2 separate regions of the Mus musculus genome follow, and region 2 is linked to region 1. The links are chromatin contacts, found by Hi-C or POLR2A ChIA-PET in ENCODE. All regions are on one chromosome and are shown on one strand. Each heading gives the region's core, a stretch centred on a gene start or an enhancer-like site at or near the end of the contact. The rest is flanking DNA. Distances are from core to core; before and after follow the strand shown.

The links. A loop is a pair of places that touch in the nucleus more often than their neighbours do. ChIA-PET counts read pairs that join two places held with the same protein, here RNA polymerase II (POLR2A).
Region 2: a map of CH12.LX shows a loop between it and region 1 (2.6-fold over the local background). The contact joins the promoter of Ahnak2 here to the promoter of Pld4 in region 1. A Hi-C loop is called at or near these places in 17 of 37 maps with a recorded cell type or tissue (CH12.LX, CH12F3, Patski and 8 more). POLR2A ChIA-PET finds 5 or more read pairs at or near these places in 3 of 5 experiments (Patski and embryonic stem cell).

The regions. Positions count from the first base shown.
Region 1 is chr12:112,755,735-112,762,990 of GRCm38, reverse strand. Pld4 (phospholipase D family, member 4) reads right to left here and starts at 2,336. Exons shown (of 11, transcript NM_178911.4): 1 at 2,208-2,336; 2 at 382-465. The coding sequence starts at 2,234.
Region 2 is chr12:112,792,797-112,799,349 of GRCm38, reverse strand. It overlaps Ahnak2 (AHNAK nucleoprotein 2), which reads left to right and starts at 3,608. Exons shown (of 10, transcript NM_001378499.1): 1 at 3,608-3,737.

The DNA of each region.
Region 1 (7,256 bases), core at 1,087-3,586:
TCACAACCATCTGTAATGGGATTCAGATGCCCTCTTCTGGTGTGTCTGAAGACAGTGACAGTGTACTCATATACATAAAATTAAAAAATAAATCTTTAAAAAAGGAAAGAAAGAAAGAAAGAAAGAAAGAAAGAAGAAAGAGAAAGAAAGAAAGAAAGAAGAAAGAGAAAGAAAGAAACAAAGAAAGAAAGGAGGAAAGAAAGAAAGAAAGAGAGAGAGAGAGAGAGAGAGAGAGAGAGAGAGAGAGAGAGAGAGAGAGAGAGAGAGAGAGAGAGAGAGAGAAGGAAAGTTTGGATGTGGTTCTGATTAGGAATTGGGCTTAAACTTGTTTTCAGAAGACTGAGTCCCTGGCCAGACTTCCTTTAGGATCTCCTGACCTACCATGCCAAGTCCGCTATGTGGATCATGAGATGTGGAGCAGGGCCAATCAGAGACCTCCACTGCTGTCTGGAGTGGTATCCGCATCTGTACAGAACAGTCTGTGTCACCAGCAACCCCAGCTCCATGGTGTCACCTCCTTAAGCAGTCCCTACAGAGGCACTCTCCAGCCTTCAGACACCAGTCACAGCTCAGGCATGGCCTCCCGCATGGAACCCATGCCGGCTGAGCCTACACCTTTCCCAGGGCTGTGTCCTGCTTGTACCCTATGGCTCCCTCAGTGTCCCCTGATTTGGTGTCTTGAGTATGTGAATCTCAGTTCCTTATTCCAACCACAAGTGAAACCAGGCCTGAAAGTGCAGTTTCTGCTTGGGCTGCCTCATCCACCCTTCCTTATTAGCTATGAGCAGCTGCTTCCCTTCCCCAGCTGGCCCCCAAGTGTGGCCCCATGGTAGGCAGCTGGCTGTAAAGTGGGGCATGGCAAAAGGGCCACCAAGAGCCAAGCCTGGCCCTGCACTGCTGTCAAGGCTGGGGACGGCAAAGGAGGCTACAGCTAGTTAGGGTGGAGAACTCACCATGTTCCTTCAGTGGAGTCACTACAGAGTCAGGCCAGTCATTCAGGAGGCCCTGTGCACCCCAGATGGGTCACCCAACCCCTGGCACAGACACGAGCAAGGCACTGACTTCCCACCCTCCCAGCCTGAATGCTGTTTGGAACCTAAGGCACTGTATGATTGTAGTTGGTTGGTTGTGGAATCTGGGGGCTTCTTCAGTTCTGTGGGTCAGGCTATCACTCCAAGAGTGGTGAGACTAATTCCACTGTCCCTTAAGGGTTGTCTTGGACAGCAGCCTGTAGGCATGTGGCTAACCTTAGCACAGGGAATGGATTATAGGAGATAGGCCTGGGGCTCTATCTACCCTCGATGCCCAAAGTTACGGGGAAGTGGAGCCTAGAAACCACAGTGAGAGGATGGGGGCGGGGGAGAGGACCAGAGTCACCCACAGAGGCCCAGCACCCTCTTACCAGAGTTCCTTGAAGAAGGGAGTCAGGAGGTCACTTCCATCCAGATCATGGCTCATGTTCTTAGATATATCTCCCACCCTACCCATAGCAGGCAGCTCAAGTGACCGAGGCAGCTTCAGAAACCTAGCTTCTGGCTCTGACCAGTCTTATAATGTCCAGTGGGGCACAGACATGAGGTTCTGGGCCAGGGTTACCAGGCAGGGCTATCCCTCAAAGAGCTGCTGGCCTACCTCTCCCAGCTGCTCTGAGAGAAGTGTTCTCATCCCCTAAAATAGTTGGATTGGCAAAAAGGCAAGAATGCAGCAGCCGTAATCTGGGACTTCCAAGGGCCACAGACTTCTGACCTCCTTGTGGTCACTGGGAGCTACTCTGAGGTCAGGGTAGGAGAACGATGAAGGGCGGCTCTAAGCATCTGCAGACCTGTCACATCCTTGGTCCCTGTGGGTCTTTCGAATCCTTGGGGTGGGACTGTCTGGCTAGAGGGAAACACTCCCTGGTACTGGCATATCAGGAGAGGGGTGAGCTGGGGGATGGGCTTTAGAGCCCCCTGAGCCTCAAGGTTCTGGGGTTCCTGCCCTGTGGGCTAAACTGTGGACCCGAGGCGTGGGATAGGACAAAGCTGCCCAGTGGCTGGAGACTTTGATACCCATTGACCCTGGATCCATAGATCAAGCAAGGAGTGGACATCTGCCAGCCAATCTGGGTGGCTTGTGGGACCTAGGGTGCTGGGAGGAGGGGACTGTGGGAGGTAGACAGACACCCCTCTTGAGGCCCTCTGTCTGGCTCTAGCCTGGCTACCACTTACCTCTGGGTGCTCTTTCTTCTTGTCCATCCTGGTTCCAGCCACTGTCTGCAGGCTTTGCCTGTGCAGGCAGGCACCTGCCTCCTCTCTGGCCTGCTGCTTCCCCCTTCCATTCACTTCCTCTTTGTTCTGAGCACCCCACCCCCACGTCAAGACAGATCGGGTCTCTAGGGGGCGGAGCTGAGAACTTTCACCTCTGGAGAAAAATCTACCCTGCTTGCTCCTAGAGAGGGTCCCTCAGTCATAAACCAAATGTTGGAATTAAGTTTGACTGCAAACACCAAAGTCTCAAGTAAGAGAGCCTCAAACTGACTTAACTTCTCCAGGGGCTCATATATTGAAGACTGGTAATTTTATTGAAGTTGCATCATGAGCTAATTAACAAATTGTGCAATGATAGCCATGATGGGAGGAGGTGGAAACTGTGGAAGGTGGGGCCTGATTGGAGGATGTAGGTTTCTGGGGCAGGACTTGGCTCGCCATGTCTTATGCCTGGGTTCTTCATCTCTCTCTGCTTCCTGTCTGTTATAGGGCAAGCTGCTTCCCTCTGCCTTGCTGCTGTTACTATGCCTGGCCACACTCTAGTTCCATGGGAATGGCAACAGCTGACATTGGTTAAAACCTCTAAAGCTGCAAGCCAAAATAAGTCCTTCATCCTTCAAACAGTTTACCTCAGGTCTGCGTCATAGTGAAGAAAAACTGACTGACCCACCAACCATACCCTGCAACCAGTTTCTGGAGAAGTTATCAGTGACACAGTCACAGGAAGTCTTAGCCTCCAAACCCTGGAATTCAAACTTCACAGCCCTAGAATGGCTTCCAAAGCTCAGCCATCACCTCATATCCCTAGCATAGAATGAAGCATCCCCAGAACACTTCTGGAGACTGGAAAGGGAACTTCCATTTATCTATATTAGCTACAACTCAATCTACGCTTGGCCACAGGGCCATACCTAGCTGCAAGGGAAGCTGGGATCTGGAGGTAGCCATGACTCACCCCGCTGAGGAATTCAGGTGAGGCTGTTCCCTGGCCTGTCCACAAACATAGGCTTACTAGTGGCTCCTTGAAGGGATTCTGCCTCCCCTCATAGTCCAAGATGGATCTTCTGAAGACCAAACCTTGTTGCCTTTAGATCAGGGTCTTGGGAACAGCCCCAACTTTGAACAGGGTCCAGGTTGACTTCCCTCCTCCTTGGCAGGCAGTAGGCCTCAGTTCAGGGATATGGCCTCAGAGTGTCCTCAGGGGAAGAGTGCCAACCTCACAGGGTGGGGAGTACTCCTGAGGAGCAGGGCCTGACCTCAGTGACCCGTGTCCAGCCTGGTGGGCAAGAAAGTGAGCAGAAAAGGGACCATCCTTCACTTCCTGTGGGATAATGCCCTAACTTGGCTTTGGGGTTGTTGTGGGTTATCCACCAGAGAAGACAGCGCAGACATGGGTCTAAGCCAATAGATTCAGGATCCCATTGTAGCCCCAAGCCTTTCTCAGGGTGAGCTTTTTTTTTAATGCATTTTATACAACAAACATATTAATAATATTGAGTATTTTGAGCATCAAATAATACATAACAATTTGCTCAATTTTATATTCATATCCTTTCATACCCTAAAAATATCATTAATGAACACTTATTACTATCCATAACTGAGGATCCTATATCTAATGTTGAATGCTAAATTGTTCCAAAACATACAAAGTATTCTTTGGGAATTAAGCATAGTAAAAGAGCATAAAATATTAAAAATGAGTCATTAAGAAATATATTCCAAAGCCCTTATATGATACCACCTGACATAATGAGAGAGAATTTATAACATATTATATATCTGTGTATATTGTCTAACTATAAGTTTACTTTAAAAAGATTATCAGTGTCTCTAGGAGAGAAATTATTTCATCAGTAAGTATATTTTTAAAATTTCAAAATAGCAAAAACTCTTTGAAGTTAAACATTAAGAAAATTCTAATTTCAAGCACAGTGAGAAAAATTATCAGTGATATTTCCATGATGCTTGTAGAACATGATTTTAATATTTTCAACTGTTAATATTCAACAAACAGAATAATTATTTTAAGATATATTTCATTGTTATGTCTCCCTTTTCATTTCTGGTTTTATTAATTTGGATACTGTCTCTGGTTAGTCTGGCTAAGGGTTTATCTACCTTGTTGATTTTCTCAAAGAACTAACTCCTGGTATTCTTGATTCTTTGTGTAGTTCTTTTTGTTTCTATTTGGTTGATTTTATCCCTGAGTTTGATTATTTCCTTCCATCTACTCCTCTTGAGTGTATTTGCTTCTTTTTGTTCTAGAGCTTTCAGGTGTGTTGTCAAGCTGCTAGTGTAAGCTCTCTCCAGTTTCTTTTTTGGAGGCACTTAGAGCTATGAGTTTTCCTCTGACCACTGCTTTCATTGTGTCCCATAAGTTTTGGTATGCTGTGTCTTTATTTTCATTAAGTTCTAAATAAATAAAGTAAAATAAATTCTAATAAAATAGTCTTTAACAGCCCCTATGCCTGATGCTCTCAATAAATACTTTCCACGTATAGGAGGGCATTCAAGCCCTGCAGCTTCAAGGAAACCCAAGCCCATCTAACACAACTCCCCTCCCCTGCTACATCTGAGGCCAGGACTGGACACGGTGTGCATCATCACCCTGGGAAGGATTTGTCATGAGTATATCTCAGGGATCCATGGGGCCCATGGGACAAGGGCCGGTGGAACACCCAGCACAAGTCTCCTGACAACACTAAGACTGGAAGTATGGTGTCACCCTGTGGTGATCAGCTCTTCCTAAATGGCTACACCCTAGGTCCTTGGTGGGCTGGGACGGGGACGATGGATTTTGGAGATTTCTTATAAAGCTGAGTATCTTTGTCTTCAATTTCTTTTCTATTCCAAAATGTGTCTTGTGGCAGGAAATGCCTCAGTATTTGTCAGGAGGGCTAATAAATGAGGAGCCACCCAAGCCAATGACAAGCATGTTCCTTTGAAATTTGGGTGGAAGCCTCCATGACCCAACAACTCTTAGTGCCTACAAAACCCAAGTCATATGGGTGATGCCAGCTTTGACAGTAGCTGGCCCAACTTGTACCATGGCTGTAACAGCCTGTGATGGCTGAACATAGCAACAAAGCGAGAAACAACCATCCCAACAGCCTGTAAGGGAGCCATCCTAGCACTCTTCTCAGAGCAAAGGCTTCTGGGGGAATTTACACCTTCATACTCTTGAGCCTAGGTCTTGCCAATTCCTGTATTACCTTCAAGGCATCTTTCCTAATATCACAGTGCAAAAATGTTTCCTCCTATTTCTCTTCTACCTCCTCCTCCTTCTCTTTCTTTTCCTCCTTCTCCTCTTCCTCCCCCTCTGCCCTGCCTCCTCCTCTTCATTTTCTTCTTCAAGGACCAGTTTCACTTTGTAGCTCTAGCTGACCTGAAACTCACTATATAGGATCAGGCTTGAAATTATAGAGATCTTCCTGCTGCCTCTGCAAAGCTAGGATTAAAGGTGTGTGCCATCACACCCAGCTAGCTGTCTTTTGGTTTTGAGACTGGGTTGTAGTATGTCACCCTGAAATCATGAACCTCATGCTTTAGTCTCATGTTTCTTGGGTGGGAGGTTTGAACCACCAAATCTGTTATGTTGTGTACGGTTAATCCTTTGATAAGGTCACAATCTAATGGTATTTATTGAGAGGTGCTGGAAACTTCTGGAGATGGGGCCTAGTTGGCAGAAGTAGGTCACAGGGGTGTAGTCTTGGCATGTGAATCTTTCCTCAGACTCATGCCGCTTGCTCCCTCTGCCTGCTTCCTGGCTGCTGGGAGGTGAGCAGCTGTCTCCACCACAAGCTTCTACAGCTCTGGTGCTCTGATTGGTCTCCGGCCCAAAGCAGTGAACCCAGGCAACCTGGACTGAGCCTCACCCTCTCTGTTTAGCAGTGTGTAAGATCAAACCCAAGGTCTTTTGTGTGCTTGACCTTGACAGGAAACTCTCAAGAAAACAAGAGCCCAAACCAACCTTTCTCCCTTCCATCGTCATCAGGTGTCATGTCATAGTGACAAAGGCCACCTCACAGGTTTCTTGGTGTTTTCATTTGTCTTTTTCTTGTTTTTTTTTTTGTTTGTTTGGTTTTTTTTTGTTTTTTTTTTTTTTGTTTTTTTGTAATTAGACTCTGGGTTTATAGTTTTCATTATACTTGGAAACTGTTTTGTCATTATTTCTTTGAACATTTTTGCTTTGTCTTGCCTTTTCTGGAATGGTGGCACTTATTAATTGGTTCTTTCTTTTTTATTTTTATTTTTTGAGGCAGAGTTTCTCTGTGTAAGCCTGGATTTTCTAGAACTTACTCTGTAGACTAGGCTGGCCTTGAACTCAAGAGATCCACCTATCTCTGCTCCCCAAGTGCTGGAATTAAAGACATGTGCCACCATGTCCTGGCTTAAGTTAGATTTCTTGGTGTTTATCACACAAACTGTGAATGCTGTGTTCTGTTTTCTTCTGTGATTCATTTGGAATGCTTCTCATGTCTATCTCCAATATATGTTAAGTGTTACAGTTAAAACAAAAGTCAGGGTTAAATGGCAAGGTCAGGGACGTGGGAAAGTACATAAGAAGGTTTCATCGGGTACAAGATACCCAAGCCGACCAGACAGGAGGAAGGTTAGAGCTCTGGGAAAAACCACAAAGCAAGTTCCAGTTGGCTCCAGATGGCACCCTTCTTGGGGAGCACACAGGTGCACTTTGCCCTTTACCTTAGTGAATTTCTCAATTCATGGGTCTTTACACTTCCATTTACATCATTATATACATTCTTGCAATCAATGCATCTAATTGTAACCAACTGAGCTGTGGGTGGGGAGCGAGACCACTGAGATCAGTACAGGAACAGGCACAGGCAGCAGAAATGGTAAATAGAGGGAGACTTGCACGGTCAGAGCCAGAGCTTTGCTCTTGCCACTTGGCTCTGTCTGCTCATCACCCAGGAAGGGTACACTCTCCACGTTTTCTTATCTGCTGAAAAATAAACTCTGGCTACTGCTTAATCCACCTGTGCC
Region 2 (6,553 bases), core at 2,359-4,858, 35 kb before region 1:
CTGGGCCCTGGCGGCTGTGCCCACCTCCACCTGGGAAGGCCTAGTCATTGCCCCTGCTGGGAGCATTTTACTCCAGCCCTCTGTGTCCTCCCTTCTGTGACCTCCTCCACACCCTATACTGAAGCTGTTTGTGTTTCAGGTGCAGCTTGGGTCGGCTTGGCTAGGGAGGAGAGGTTCTAGCCGTGGCAGAGAGAGTGAGACGCTTATCTTACCTGGGCATCACTACCACCCAGGAGCAAAACGCCAAGATCTCACCAGCTTTGATCCCTGCCCAAGAGGAGGAGGCAGATCCTGCACTCAGGGATGGTGTCAGGTCTGAGTGATGTCCACTCATCCCTGCCTGCCCACTTAGTGAGAGCTGCTACCACTATAGCCAAGAGGTCCCAAAACGCTGGGGAGAGAGCAGACAGTGGCCTGGATACATGGAGGAGCCACGGAGGGCTCAAAATCCATGAGGAGGGAGACCACAGGGCAGCAGTAACTACGTTCACCAGGCTGGATCTGCGTAGGGGACAGGGGCTGGGGAAATGGAGTTGGACAGAAGGAAGAATGTATCTGTGAGTTTGGACCAGAGTCATAGGTGGAAACATTGAACTCCCAATTTTGGACCCCATTCTAAGGGAAGCTGCTGTCCTGCGAAGGGCATTTCTCTTCCTGTTCTCTGCCTCTGTCTCTGGGTTTCCCTTTATTTTTATTTATTTTTATTTTTTTATTTTTTGGAAGTCACAGGCCAAGGGAGCCAAGGCCTGCCTTGCTGGGATAAATATTTAATAGTCAGAAGCACTTTCTCAGACGGAAAATTGGATTGGGGCCCAGGAGGCCTGGGGCGGGAGGCTGTGTTCCCCACTCCCCACACCCCACACATGGCAGAAACACTTCCAGCCGCTCCTGCCACGGGCTGTGAGCTCCTCCCTGGCCAGCACGCTGCAGTGCACACCTGGCCCCAACCTGTACATGTGAGAACAGAGGACAGAGCTGAGGTCACTCTCCAGGGTCCTGGCTGTGAACTTAGTCCTTTTATCCCAATGGTGGGCAGAGTGGCTGGGTGTTGTGAGGCAGTCGGAAAGGGACCTCGAGTCACTTTCCTGACCCAGTAAGATGCAGGCAGCAAGGGTTCCACACAGCTCAGGGCCTCACCCGGACTCTTCCACAGCTTGTCATCTGCCCCTTAGGGGCTGCCCCACACTGAGATTTGCAACTGCAGGTGACTCAGCCCTTCCCAGTGGAGTCTGCCCCCCCCCCCCGCTTGCTGCAGAGTGGAGGACCGGACCGAGCAGAAGCTAGCATGCAGGCAGTGCAGTCCAGTTGCCCTGTCCCTCCCCGTGCCTTCTTGGATCCTCTAGTGGCCCTTGTTTCCTGAGAGCTGGACCCTCTGTAGGAGGAAGAAAGGCAGCCTGTCACAGATGCCTGGCTGCCAGCCCACTATTGGGTGGCTCCTTCACTGGCAGGCCTTGCTAGAGGGTGGGCGGGTGGCAGAGCACCCAGGCCGTGCTGTGACGCATCCCCTGGGAATGCCCTCAGCTGAGTCACTAGCAGCTGCCCCCAGCCCCACCCGGTCTCGTCACTGTCACTGCCAAGTTCCCATGTTGTTAAAGAGCTGGGCTGGGGGGGGGTGGGGTCCTGGCAGCTTCCAGCAGGACTTGTGTGTGCAGTGGGCGTCGCTCGACACATCCAGACACCTGGGTCTGTGACTCAGCAGATGTCCAATGCCCTCCACAGACTCAACCTGACCACTGGGTCTGCTACGTGGAATCAAGGATTGATCAGGGTGTGTGGGCATCCTTAGGATCTGAGGTAGGCAAAGCCTGCTGAGAGTCGAGTGAGCGAGCCCCTCTGGGTTGGATATGGGCAAGAGGCAGCTCATGAGGCCCCCTAGAATCGCAGTTCCAACTCTTCTTCCCTACTGTCAACCGTCCCCAAGCCCTGTCGTCTGTCCCCAAGCCATCCATCCGTGCAGCAGTATGGTGCACCTTAGCTAGGAGCTTGGGGTGGAGGTGATCATGGGTCCTCAGGTGGGTGGGGCAAGGGACAGAAGAGGAAGGGGGGAGTCAGAACTGTGGGGCTCACAGGTAGAGGGGCTGATGGGATGGATGACCTGGCTCAGGAGAACCCAGTGGCAGCAGGGGAGCTCCAGGACAGCATTCTCCCCCCTCACTCCATCTCCAGCTCCCGGACAGCATTCTCTCCACCCCCACCCCCCCACCTCCGGCTCCCTGATGACTCAGCCAGCCTCACTCCACCTAGAGCTGACAGTTTGGTTTGGTTTGGTGTCAGGCAGTAAACAGAGTTCCCAGGTGAGAGCTGTCTTGGGGGTGGGGCCGTGGAGCGGGAGGTGGGGAGCTGGCCTGGCTTGTGCCCTGTAAATAGAGTTGTTTTCTCCATCCATGACCGTTAGGTTTTCAGGCCAAGGTTGGGGGAAGGAAGCCTGTCCGGACTGAGGCTGTCCCTGAAGCCTCTTTGCCCACCAGTGACCCCTGCCTTCTCCCGTCCTTGGGGCTCTCTGAGGTGGCCTCACTTGCCTCTTCCAGTGGCTCTCATTTCTGGCCTGTTATGCCGATCTGGGATCTGGTGTGTTTCTAAGGGCTGCCCTTGTTGACCGTTCCCTGTCCTCGACCCCTTAGCCTTAGCTGTGCGTGCAAGCCTGCTGTAGCCTGTCCACAGGTGCAGGTGCCCAGAGCCGGCACTGGGATCCCAAACAGCGACAGCTAGTACACCCAGTGGTTCCTGCCTGGGTCTGCTGGCCACCTAGAGCTAGCAGGGGCTGAGAGTGGAGCTGGTCTGAGGGGAGAGGGAACAGAGCTGAGCAATGGGAGCCTTGAGGGCTGAAGCCCAAGGATGCATGCAGGCTTCTCATCCACCACTAATCTCTAAATAATAAGGGTACAAGGGAAGCACAAATGTCAGTTTCCAGTTCCAGCTACACCTATTTTATGCAGTACCATTCACAGCAGCTCAGGTTCAGGAGACATCATTTGCCAGAGGGTTAGGTAGGAAGGTGTTGTGTTGGTTAAATGGTGTGTGTGTGTGTGTGTGTGTGTGTGTGTGTGTGTGTGTGTGTGTGTGTTTTAAAGACAGGATCTCACCGTGTAGCTCTGACTGTTCTAGGATTTGCTATGAGGACCAGGCAACTCTCAAAATCACAGAGATCTGCCTGTCTCTGTCTCCCAGGTGTGAACCACCACACCCAGCCCCCTTCTCTTTCTAGAACCCCCAGCCACCACAAGGGAAACTGAGACCCAAGGCTTGAGAATGGGAGAACCTGCTTCATATCTGCGTATCCACACAAAAGGCGGCTGCTTACACAGTAACTGGCTGGGGTAGTGGTTGTGAGTCAGACAGCAGGCGTTTCCTCTTCAGGTCAGCTGCCTGAGCTGGTGGGGGTTGGGGAGCTGGGGTGGGGTCCCTGGCTCCCAGAGATGGAATGGAGCATGTGAGGGGAACCACCCACTCCCTCTGGTAGGGTGTGTGTGTGTGTTTGTGTGTGTGTGCGCGCGCGCGCGCGTGCGCTCGCTGGAGGGGGGGTTGGACGGGCTCTTAGCCTGGCTGAAGACATGGGAGGAGGGACAGTGAGAGGAGGGACTGTGGAGGGGAGGATCTGGTGGGAGGTAGCCGGCCCAGGATCTCTTCTAGACAAGTTTGGGAACGTGTCCTCTTCGGAGAAGTGGCTGCACCCCTTCTGCACCCTGTCCCCTCCTGGGCTCAGCCCTGCAGCACCTGCCCCTCTCACCACTCAGCAGGTCAGAGGGGGCCCGATGGGCAGCCAGCAAGGGAGGCCTCAGGGGCAGAGCTGGGCCGGGCATCTTCCTGCTGATGTTGAAGGATGGGGGGTGTCAGTTCTTTGTGGCTCCAAGTAACTTGTGCCAGGGCCAGCCAGGCTGGGTTGGGAAAAACGCTAACAAGGAACTGTCTGAGGGCTCGGGACTAAGAAGGCCTGGAGCAGTACCTCCCGGTTTGCACTGCAGGCTGTGGGCTGCCACAGAACTCCCAGTGTCCGAGCCGTGCCGCTGTCTGGTGTAGGTAGTAGCTTTTGTTTGGAGGAAGCCTAAGTTGTGAGGGACCTTGGTGCCAAAGGGACCAAATAGCTATTTTAGTAGCAGGATCCAGAACCGCAAGGTTGGGTCTTGTGGCTCAGGGAGAGGTCCCCAGATTTTGTCTACTGATCTGGTTTGATGTACAAAAGCCTGGGGTGGCCATAGAAGTTGGCTCAGACAACAGCCAACTTGCTTACTGGGGGTATCCAAGATGGGACTGGAGTTGTGGACTACCTACGTTGGGTCACACTGTCCCTGGTGTCCAGAATTTTGTCCTTTTACTCAACAGAGTGGGGTGGCTGGTCTGTTCTTGGGTGGTTGAGGGTGTGGCGGCTTCTGCTGGCTTCTGAGTCTTTGGGGGTTGATGGGCTTAGTATATTTCTTGTGTCTCAGATTCTCCAGATACAGCGGCTGGCCTGGGCCCACCTACTGGTCCTTTGCATCTCTTTCTAAGTGTCTGGGCAGGGGTGCTCATTGCCGTTTTATTTTGATTTTTGAGGCAGGTTCTTTCTCAAATAGCCTGCACTGGCTCTGAGCTCACTGTGCAGCTCTGACCGACCAGCCCTGAGTTTCCTGTCATCTTGGCTCTGCCTCTCGAGTGCCGGGATTAATGGCCACAAGTTGCCACAGGAGTTTTGACCACTTCATTTTCTTTCCCTTCCTTAGCCATTTCTTGTACTAGTGCTCATTGTGTATCAAGCTCCCTCCAAGTCCTTGGGAGATGTAGAGACAATCGGCAGGACTGCCTCACTGCCCGCTTGTTTGCCTGGGGGTGGGGGGAGGGGCGCAGAGCAGCCTATGAAATGTCCCACATGGGAGAGGGCCTAGGCACAGGGAGAAGCAGTGAGCTGAGGCAGGGGGAGAGGTCTTGCAGAGGTGATTCCAGGAAGCTTGTTTTAAGAAAGAAAAATGTGAACATTTTCCTGGGCCAGGCTGGTCTATACGGGGAAGAGTTCTGGCCCTGGACCAGGTGGCTCAGCCCTTCGGAGCTGGCTCTCTTCCTAGTCTCGGTCTTATCTCCAGAAGCACTGGGGGATGGAGTGGGCAGGCCCGCCACTGCCTGGGGTGTTGCTCCACAAGGTCTGAAAGTCTCATGACAGTCATCCCAGCTTAGCACTTGCTTTGTGAAGTTCCAGGACTGGGCGAGGCCTGAGGACATGCAAGGTGGGGTGCATGCGAGCTCATGAAGATGCAAGGATCCCAATCTGAAAGCAGAGGCCTTCCCAGTGTGAGCCTGCCCTGGGCCCTAACTGCCACTGCTTCATATTGGGCTGTTGCTGTAAGCTCAGAGGGGCACCCCTGGCCAGACACGTCTATACATGTCTCGGGCTACTGGACAGCTGTGGATCTCTCAGCCAGTTTTCTCAATGTCCTGGTAACATGCAAATACGCCCTCCGAAACAGGCCCCACCTGGAAGTCAAAGCAGTCTGAATGCAAACTCTAGTTTTGTTTAAGTGAATGTCCCACCCTGCCTCCATGGCCCTGCTGTCGGTCCTCAACAGAGAGGTGACCATGGATGGTGGGGGCAGCGTGCCTTTCTGTGGAGCCCCTGCCTCCCTCCCTTACTGTCCCCCAGGCTGACATGTTCACCTCTACCATAAAACAGCCCAGTTCCTGGAACTCCAACTTCTCCAAACCGGGGGCCTCCACCATGGCACCCCCACCGTACCCCTACCCAGCCCCACCATGCCCTGAGTGCAGGTTTGTGCCTGTAGGAGTGGGGTGCTAACGGCAATGTTTGGGACTGAGCGAAGGGTTTGTGGTGTTGAGGAGGGACCAGGGAATTTGGGGGGAATATCAGGTGACAGTGGCCAGACCTGCTAGGCTTGGCTCAGGTGTGTCCCCATCTCCTCCTCTATAAAACAGGGCTTTGGTGACTATCAACAACCTGTGTCATTATCAAGGTGGCAGTGTTCACAGCTGGGCTGTTTACAGAGCTGCCTCTGAGAGACATATGTGGGCAGGTACTTAAGTAGCTTCCCTGTCGCCCAGGCCTGGGCGTCGGGTTCTAGGTGGGCGAGGCTGGGCTCTCAGGCTTCCGTCCTTCCCACAGCTGGCAGGGGCAGGCAGCCTCCACTCTGCAACCAGGAGGGTTTCCATGGCCTCTTTGTGCATTCTTGGGCAGGGGTGGGGTAGGGACGGGTGGGCTCCTGCTAGCCCCTGGAGTAGAGCCTGGTGGCAAAGTCCATGCCTCTGAGCAGGGCCATTGCTCTCATCCTTACAAGGAAAAGAGGGCTGTGTGGGTGGGATTGTGAACACGGGAGCTTGCTAACCCCAGGCAGCAGGGCCAGGGCTGGTCCGCCTCTTGCTTCCTTCCCTCCCTCCCATCTTGGACCTCCCAGCACAGAGTGCATCTTACTTACTAGATCTCAACAGCTTCCCTCAGGGGCCTTTCACACCCGTGAGACTCCCCTGAAACAGATCTGGAATACAGTTTCTCAGGGGTAGGTCACTACCTGCCTGTGGGGGTCTTCCATTCGAACTCCAACCTGACCCAGTTCTGAGCTTGGGCCTCGGGCAG